2 separate regions of the Mus musculus genome follow, and region 1 is linked to region 2. Evidence: chromatin contacts called from ENCODE POLR2A ChIA-PET data. All regions are on one chromosome and are shown on one strand. The core of a region is the stretch at or near the end of the contact, and the rest is flanking DNA. Distances in the headings are between cores, read along the strand shown. Region 1 overlaps Itga10 (integrin, alpha 10). Region 2 holds the start of Rbm8a (RNA binding motif protein 8a).

Region 1 (3,624 bases), core at 463-2,962, 34 kb before region 2:
TGTAGCCCTGGCTGTCCTGGAACTCACTTTGTAGACCAGGCTGGCCTCGAACTCAGAAATCTGCCTGCCTCTGCCTCCCGAGTGCTGGGATTAAAGGCGTGCACCACCACGCCCGGCTTTAATCGGACTTCTCTTAGCTTCTCAATGAATTTCTCTACTTGGCCTCAAACTAACTCTAGCAATCTAATCTTCTGGTTCCTTCTCATTCTTTGGCCTGTTCTGTCTTCACCAATGCCTACTACCGTGTTCTCTTTGCAACCTGTCCCTGTAAAACTGTTCCTTAAAAAACCACCTCTGGCCGGGTGGTGGTGGTGCATGCCTTTAATCCCAGCACTTGGGAGGCAGAGGCAGGTGGATTTCTGAGTTCCAGGCCAGCCTGGTCTACAGAGTGAGTTCCAGGACAGCCAGGGCTATACAGAGAAACCCTGTCTTGAAAAAAAACCAACCAACCAACCAACCAAACAAACAAACAACCAAAAACCACCTCTGAATTCTACAAACTGACCTGCCTCTCAACTCACTGGATTCCCAATTCAAATGAACTGCACTCACTGACTTGACTAAACAGAACTCAGAGATCTGCATCCTCTGCCTGCCGAGTGCTGGGATTAAAGGTGTGTACCACCATGCCTGGATCTTAACTTTTCTTTACCTGGGACTTACTCTATACTAGACTAGCCTTGAACTTAGAGACCTGCTTGCCTCTGTCTCCTGGGAGTAAGGCATGTCAGTATTCCATCCAGATCACAGGGATCTAGAAGGTCTTTGGATGCGATCCTTTTCAGGGCAGCCATGTTGCTGTATTAAAATGCTGCAAACACTATCCATGGGCACTCTATATCCCAGGAAACTCAAACAGAGCCAGAAGTCATTTGATAACTGGATTTTATTTGTTCTGACCATTTGCTCACCATGACAGTCCCCAGGAGGGACTCTCTGCAGAAGACCAGAGACACCAAAATAAACATTGCAAGCAGACTCAGAACAGCCTGGGAAGACCGGTTCTCTGGCTGCTGGTCAACTGCTCAATCAGATTTCCTCTCATCACAGTCTAAGAGGGCCTCTGTCAGAGCTAAACTATGGAGATCAGAAACTGTCTTTGCTGTTCAAAAGTCTTAATTACAATAAACAACGAGTTTCCCCGTTACTATGAGAATTACACTTACCCATGAACCAAAACATAGGACAAAAGGGAGAGGGTTTAGTCAACACGCAATTTCCAGAAAAGGTGATCAAGAAAGGGCTGAAAAACTCACTGCAGCAGAGACACCTACAGCACATGACAGGAGTCTCAGAATGGTCTTCCCAGGCTATCACCGCTATAGCGCCAACACTGGGCAAGAAGGTGCTTACTCTCCAGACACCTGATGCCAACCATGTAGGCTTCCTCCCAGATGCAGATTCCCGCTTGTTTGGATCTATCTCAGGGGGCTGTTGTTACCCAAACCTGGTGCGGTGAAAGGGCTTCTTCCTGCCACCGTGAAGCTTTCAGTTACGAAAGCCCCGAAGAGTAAATGGAGAAAATTGTCACCAAGCTCCCCTGCTATCCCAGCTTGAACCACTTGGGGGCCTCTGGCTCCGGAAATTTTAGCATCAAGTCCTGGCCTTGCTCCCAGAGAAGGATGAGGGTTGGGATGCCTCAGCCCGGAGAGCCTGGGGGCAGCTGGGTTTCCCTAGCACCTGAGGGCGGAGTACTGTGAAGTCTCAGGTTTCAGCCGGCTGGCAGTTGCCGGTCTGAAGGATTCTCTGTGCCCTGGAATTGTACAGAATGTCTCTTGTGGCTTTTTCTCCTCCCTCCTTTTTTCCTGTTGACTCTCCCCACCCAGATCTATGAATCACAGGACTCCACGGGAAAGCAGCAGATGTTGACTTTTACTTCTTTTAAGCCAACGTCAGCTCTCTCCTGTGGAGTGGGGAGCAGGCAGGAAGGTGAGAGAGTGTGTACGCGTGTGCGGGGGGGGGGGGGGGGGGGCGGGGCGGAGGATAACCTTCTTTTTGGAATTGAGAGGGGGACAAAGGGAATCTGCAAGGAGAGTCGGGAGCAAAATCATTTGACTCCTGGTAATGGGGAAGATAGGGTCCAAAACAAAGAACCTGTGCTAGCTGTGGAAGCCGTCGGGAAGGGGGACGCACAGGGTGAGGATATTATGTGTTTTGGTGCCAGCCCTTCTCAGCTAAGGCAAAGCTTCATCTCTTGCCAGAAGCATCGCCATGGCTCAAAAGTCAAGTCAGGCTGCAGGCCTGGAGACACATGCTGGCAGCATCTTTTCCCCTTTGAGCCTCCAAGCCTCCTTTGGATACAGAGTCTCTTGAAAAGGCTGCCAAAGTGGGCTTCTGAGCCTCCTGCAGTCAGTCAGTCACTGCTCCAACTTCTCCTCACTTTCTTCTTCTTTGGGGATTTTCTTACGGGTAAAGAAGCCAAGCTATAGAGGAAAAGATACCAGTCATTGCCAGATGTCCCGGCTGGGGGCCTTGCCAATAGCCCTCGCTTATCTGAGGTCTTCGCTTCTGTTCTGTTTCCAAAAATGAGATTCAGATTTATTTTATTTGGCTTAGGTTGATTCAACCATCATTTGTGGGACAGAGTCAAGGAGAGCTGAACATGGCAGCCCCCTAGCCCCATCCTAACTAACACAGAGCCTGTCCTTTCTTTCCAACAGAATAAGATGCTGGCCTTACCTTCCACAGGCAGAAGACAAGGAGAGCAAGCAGGAGCAGCCCCCCCAGGACACTGCCAACGAGGATCCACAGGGAGATGAGGGTCGGGTGGGTCTGAATCACCTCCAAGTGACTCTGCATAGCAAGGAGAGTTTGTTTTGTCTTTTCTTGCTTGGCTTTTGAGGTGGCTTTTTGTGGCTTGGTTTGTTTGCTTGTGTTTGAGGCATTTTTATTTCATGTCCCAGGCCAGCCTTCAGCTCATGGCAAGCCTCCTCTCTCAGCTCCCCAGTACTTGAATTACAGGCAGGCATCACCACCCCTGACCTGTGTTTTATGTCTGCCCTTTAACTCAGCCTCAGTCAACATTATAACAAAGCCAGCCCTAAATAGAGTAAAAAATAAATAAATAAAGCAAAAAACCAAAACTTCTTCCTACTTAAAAACACTGAAGCAAGAAGCAAGACTCATGGAACCGCCACTTCTGACTGTTGGACCCCTGCCTGGTGGACTGTCGAGTGGATATAATTTTGCTCTGAAAAATCCCATTGTTGGGTAGGAGAGATGGCGCCATGGCTAAAAGCACTTGTTGCTCTTGCAAAAAGGTTGCAGGTTTGGTTCCCAGCACCCATATGGTGACTCAAAATCATCTTAGTTCCGGGGGATCCAGAACTAAGAGGTTCTGACCTCTACTCACGGCTCACTTGCTTGCAGGTAATACACATAGATTTTAAAAGCTAAGTTGAAAAATAAGAGGGAGAGAAGGGCCATCCTTTTCCCAACCCATTGCCACTCTTCCCAGCTCCACCCTACCTCACTCGAGCGGGAGGCTTCATTCAGTAGTAGGACACTGCCCTCCTCAGTTCCTAACTTGAAGGTGCTGACCACTGTCACAGACTTGAACTTGGCCTGTGGAATGAGCAGTTAGGAAACCATTTAAACTGAGCCATCATCTGGTAGTATAGAACC
Region 2 (3,329 bases), core at 37-2,536:
AAATGCATAGTTACAAGAAAAATTTCGCAGCTATACACCACATATCCCCATTATATACACAAACATGCTCATTCTGTTTCTGTCTCTTTCATGTGGGTAACAAAATCAATTTCCAATGTCATTTCACTTCCTACCTGTGCTTGATCAACTCACAAAAACAACATAATCAATGTATCTAAGAGTTGTAAGTGAGGGAAGCAAGAAAATCTACCTTCAAGTATCCCGTGCGCCTGTCCAAATTAAGGTGAATATTTTTTATTTCCCCATATTCAGCGAATTTGTCATGGATATCTTCTTCAGTGGCTTCTTCGTGGACTCCAGTGACAAAGAGAATCCAACCTTCAACAGCTGTTGGGTAGGGAAAGTGTTGTATGAACATGTAAGCTAAAAAGCCCAGTATTCAGGAGGCAGAGGCAGGCAGATTTGTGAGTTTGAGGCCAACCTGGTCTACAAAAAGAGTTTCAGGACAGCCAGGGCTTAACAGAGAAACCCTGTATCCAAAACAACAACAACAAAAAAACCCAAAACCAAACAAACTAAAAAAGAAAAATTCTGAAAAGAACCTACAATAAGCAATTTTCTGAGACTGGTTAAACAACTCTTTACTTTGCATTTGAGTGCCAGTGCACACAGACTCCCCATAGGTCCTATTTACTTACAGCGCTGTGGTCCAGGTTCATCGCCGTCCTGCTCCACACTGTCGTAATCCTCCCGCATCCGCGCTCGGGACCCCTCTTCTAAAAGAATTCATACCAGATCACCGAAAACTGTCCTCCAAATGTGTCCCCCTCACACTCCCAAATTCGCGGGCTTCTGCCTCTTAGACCACTCTACCCTATTCCCCACACTCACCGGAGCCAAAGCCGCGGCCCTTCCGTTTCTTTGCTTTTTCTTTTAGTTTGTGGATGCTTTCTAGAGTTCCAGGTGAGAAAATAAGAAGCAACAAAAATAAGAGTCATTTGAAAAAAAAAACAAAAAAAACCTGTCGCGTTTCCTAGACTATCTGGAAGCTTCGACACAGACTCCAGCTTCAGTCCCTTCCCAGTTCCGCCCCTAATTCCTTTCCCAAGGGGGAGGAGTCTATCTTTTCAGACCCAGTTCGTGGGGTGACGTCCCAGGAAAATTTCTACTGCATTCCCCTCTCGCACCTTCCCCTCTTCCCGCAGTCGCCTCCACTCTCCTCACCGTCCCCATCCTCATCCATGGCGAAATCTTCGCCCCCCGCCTCGTGAAGATCCAGCACGTCCGCCATCTTGCTTCTCTCGGCGCTTTCTGAGTCTCTAGAAGCTAAGCACCTCGGGAAGCTGTCGCAGAAGAAAAACGTCACGAGTTAGGCTGACCAATTAAAGGTTGCCTCCAAGTCCCGCCCTCGGCGCGGTGAAAATTCGCCAATGTAGGCGGCCCCACTATGAAGCGCTAGAAACGTCCAGCACTCTGGGACCCCGATGGAGCTCTGCGAGTATGAGGCCGTAGGCTACATGGTTTGTGATTGTGTTTTGTTTTCTTTTCTTTTGAGGCAGGGTCTCTCTATATAGCCCTAGCTGGGCTCGAAGTTACAGATATCCAACTATATTCCCCTTCCACATGCTGCTGGGATTAAAAGCCTGTGCTACCACGCCGGGCTCCAAGGCTACAGAATGAGACCCTTTCTCAAAAACATAAAAAGTAAAATAAAGTGGTTTCGGAAGTTCTACAGCCAAGTTGATCAGGTAGATTGAAGGTCCGGAGCGCAGCCGCGTTGGGGCAAATTTAAAGGGTGAGTGAAGTCAGTGACTTTCTCATAAAACTTTCAACTAGCAAGAAATCCTTTGATACATATCTACATATATGGGTTTATTGAAATGACTTACGGGCTGCAGTCCAGCTAATTGGAGAATAACTAGATGTGTCCAGAAAGTCGAAGAATCTAGTATTTGCTTAGTTCCACAAGGCTGGATGTCTCAGCTGGTCTAGAATCCAGAAAAAGTAGGCTCCAGTGCCGGTGAAGAAACGGACTTATGAGCAAGGCAAAGTGCAAAAGTTTCCTTCATCCATGTTTTTATATAGGCTTCAGCAAAAGGTGTGGCCCAGGTTAAAGGTGTGCCTGCCCGCTTTAATCCCAGCACTTGGGAGGCAGAGGCAGGCAGCTTTCTGAGTTCGAGGTCAGCCTGGTCTACAGAGTGAGTTCCAGGACAGCCAGGGCTACACAGAGAAACCCTGTCTCCAAAAACAAAAACAAAACAAACAAACAAAAGATTAAAGAAAAGCCTGTGTCTTCCTGCCTCTAGATGTAGCTCAGAGGTGTTCTTTCCTACCTAAAGTCTGGACTAGAAGTGGATCTACCCACTCCACCAAACAGAAAATCACAGGTGTGCCCCTCATTTCTGGATTTGTAGTTCATTCCAGAGAGAGTAAGCCTGACAACTGAGAAGAACCATCTCAGGTGTTTTTGTTTTTGTTTTTTTTCTTTTCAATACAGGGTTTCTCTGTGTAGCTCTGGGTGTCCTGGAACTCACTCTGTATTTCGAGGCTGTCCTCGATCTCAGAAATCCGCCTGTCTCTGCCTCCCAAGTGCTGGGATTAAAGGCATGTGCCACCACTTCCCCGCTCAGGTGGTTTTTTTTGTTTGTTTATTTTTTATTTATTTGAGTACACTGTAGCTGTCTTCAGACACATTAGAAGAGGGCATCAGATCCCATTACAGATGGTTGTAAACCACTATGTGGTTGCTGGGATTTGAACTCAGGACCTCCAGAAGAGCAGTCCGTGCGCTTAACCACTGAGCCATCTCTCCAACCCAGTTTGGTTTTTTTTTGTTGTTGTTTTTTTTTTTTTGGGGGGGGGAATTCTGGTTTTTTTTTTTTTTTAAGATTTATTTATTTATCTATTATATGTAAGTACACTGTAGCTGTCTTCAGACACACCAGAAGAGGGCATCAGATGTCATTACAGATGGTTGTGAGCCACGATGTGGTTGCTGGGATTTGAATTCAGTACCTCTGGAAGAGCAGTTAGTGCTCTTAACAGCTGAGCCATCTCTTCAGCTCCTGTTTTGCTTTTAAAGAGTTGTCTTGGTCATGGTGTCTGTTCACAGCAGTAAAACTCTAACTAAGACAGAAGTTGGTACCAGAAACTGGGGTAATAGCCTGACCATGTTTTTGGAAGATTGTGGATTTGGGGACTTTCGGTTTGAAAAGCCATGGAATGTTTTAAGTGGGGCTTAATGAGCCATGTTAGTAGGACTATGAAAGACTTTGTTGCTGTTATTTGAACTGTGCAGACCTGGCCCAAGAGGTTTCAGTGGAGAAGAACTTAAGTATGTGGCCTTGTCTCTGGTAATTCAATGCTGC

Evidence for each region. ChIA-PET counts read pairs that join two places held with the same protein, here RNA polymerase II (POLR2A).
Region 1: POLR2A ChIA-PET joins it to region 2 with 19 read pairs in Patski. The contact joins the enhancer-like site here to the promoter of Rbm8a in region 2. POLR2A ChIA-PET finds 5 or more read pairs at or near these places in 5 of 5 experiments (Patski and embryonic stem cell).

What each region holds. Positions count from the first base shown.
Region 1 is chr3:96,661,764-96,665,387 of GRCm38, reverse strand. It overlaps Itga10 (integrin, alpha 10), which reads right to left. Exons shown (of 30, transcript NM_001302471.1): 28 at 3,469-3,564; 29 at 2,680-2,793; 30 at 869-2,423. The coding sequence ends at 2,358. Among named protein-coding and RNA genes, the nearest start is that of Ankrd35, 6.6 kb to the left of the region's middle. Within about 2 kb of position 1,712, at least 1 of the 3 ENCODE cell types and tissues checked has a DNase peak (open chromatin) inside an H3K27ac peak, as active enhancers do.
Region 2 is chr3:96,627,885-96,631,213 of GRCm38, reverse strand. It overlaps Rbm8a (RNA binding motif protein 8a), which reads right to left and starts at 1,286. Exons shown (of 6, transcript NM_001102407.1): 1 at 1,186-1,286; 2 at 853-912; 3 at 660-737; 4 at 212-348. The coding sequence starts at 1,252. It also overlaps the pseudogene 6330549D23Rik.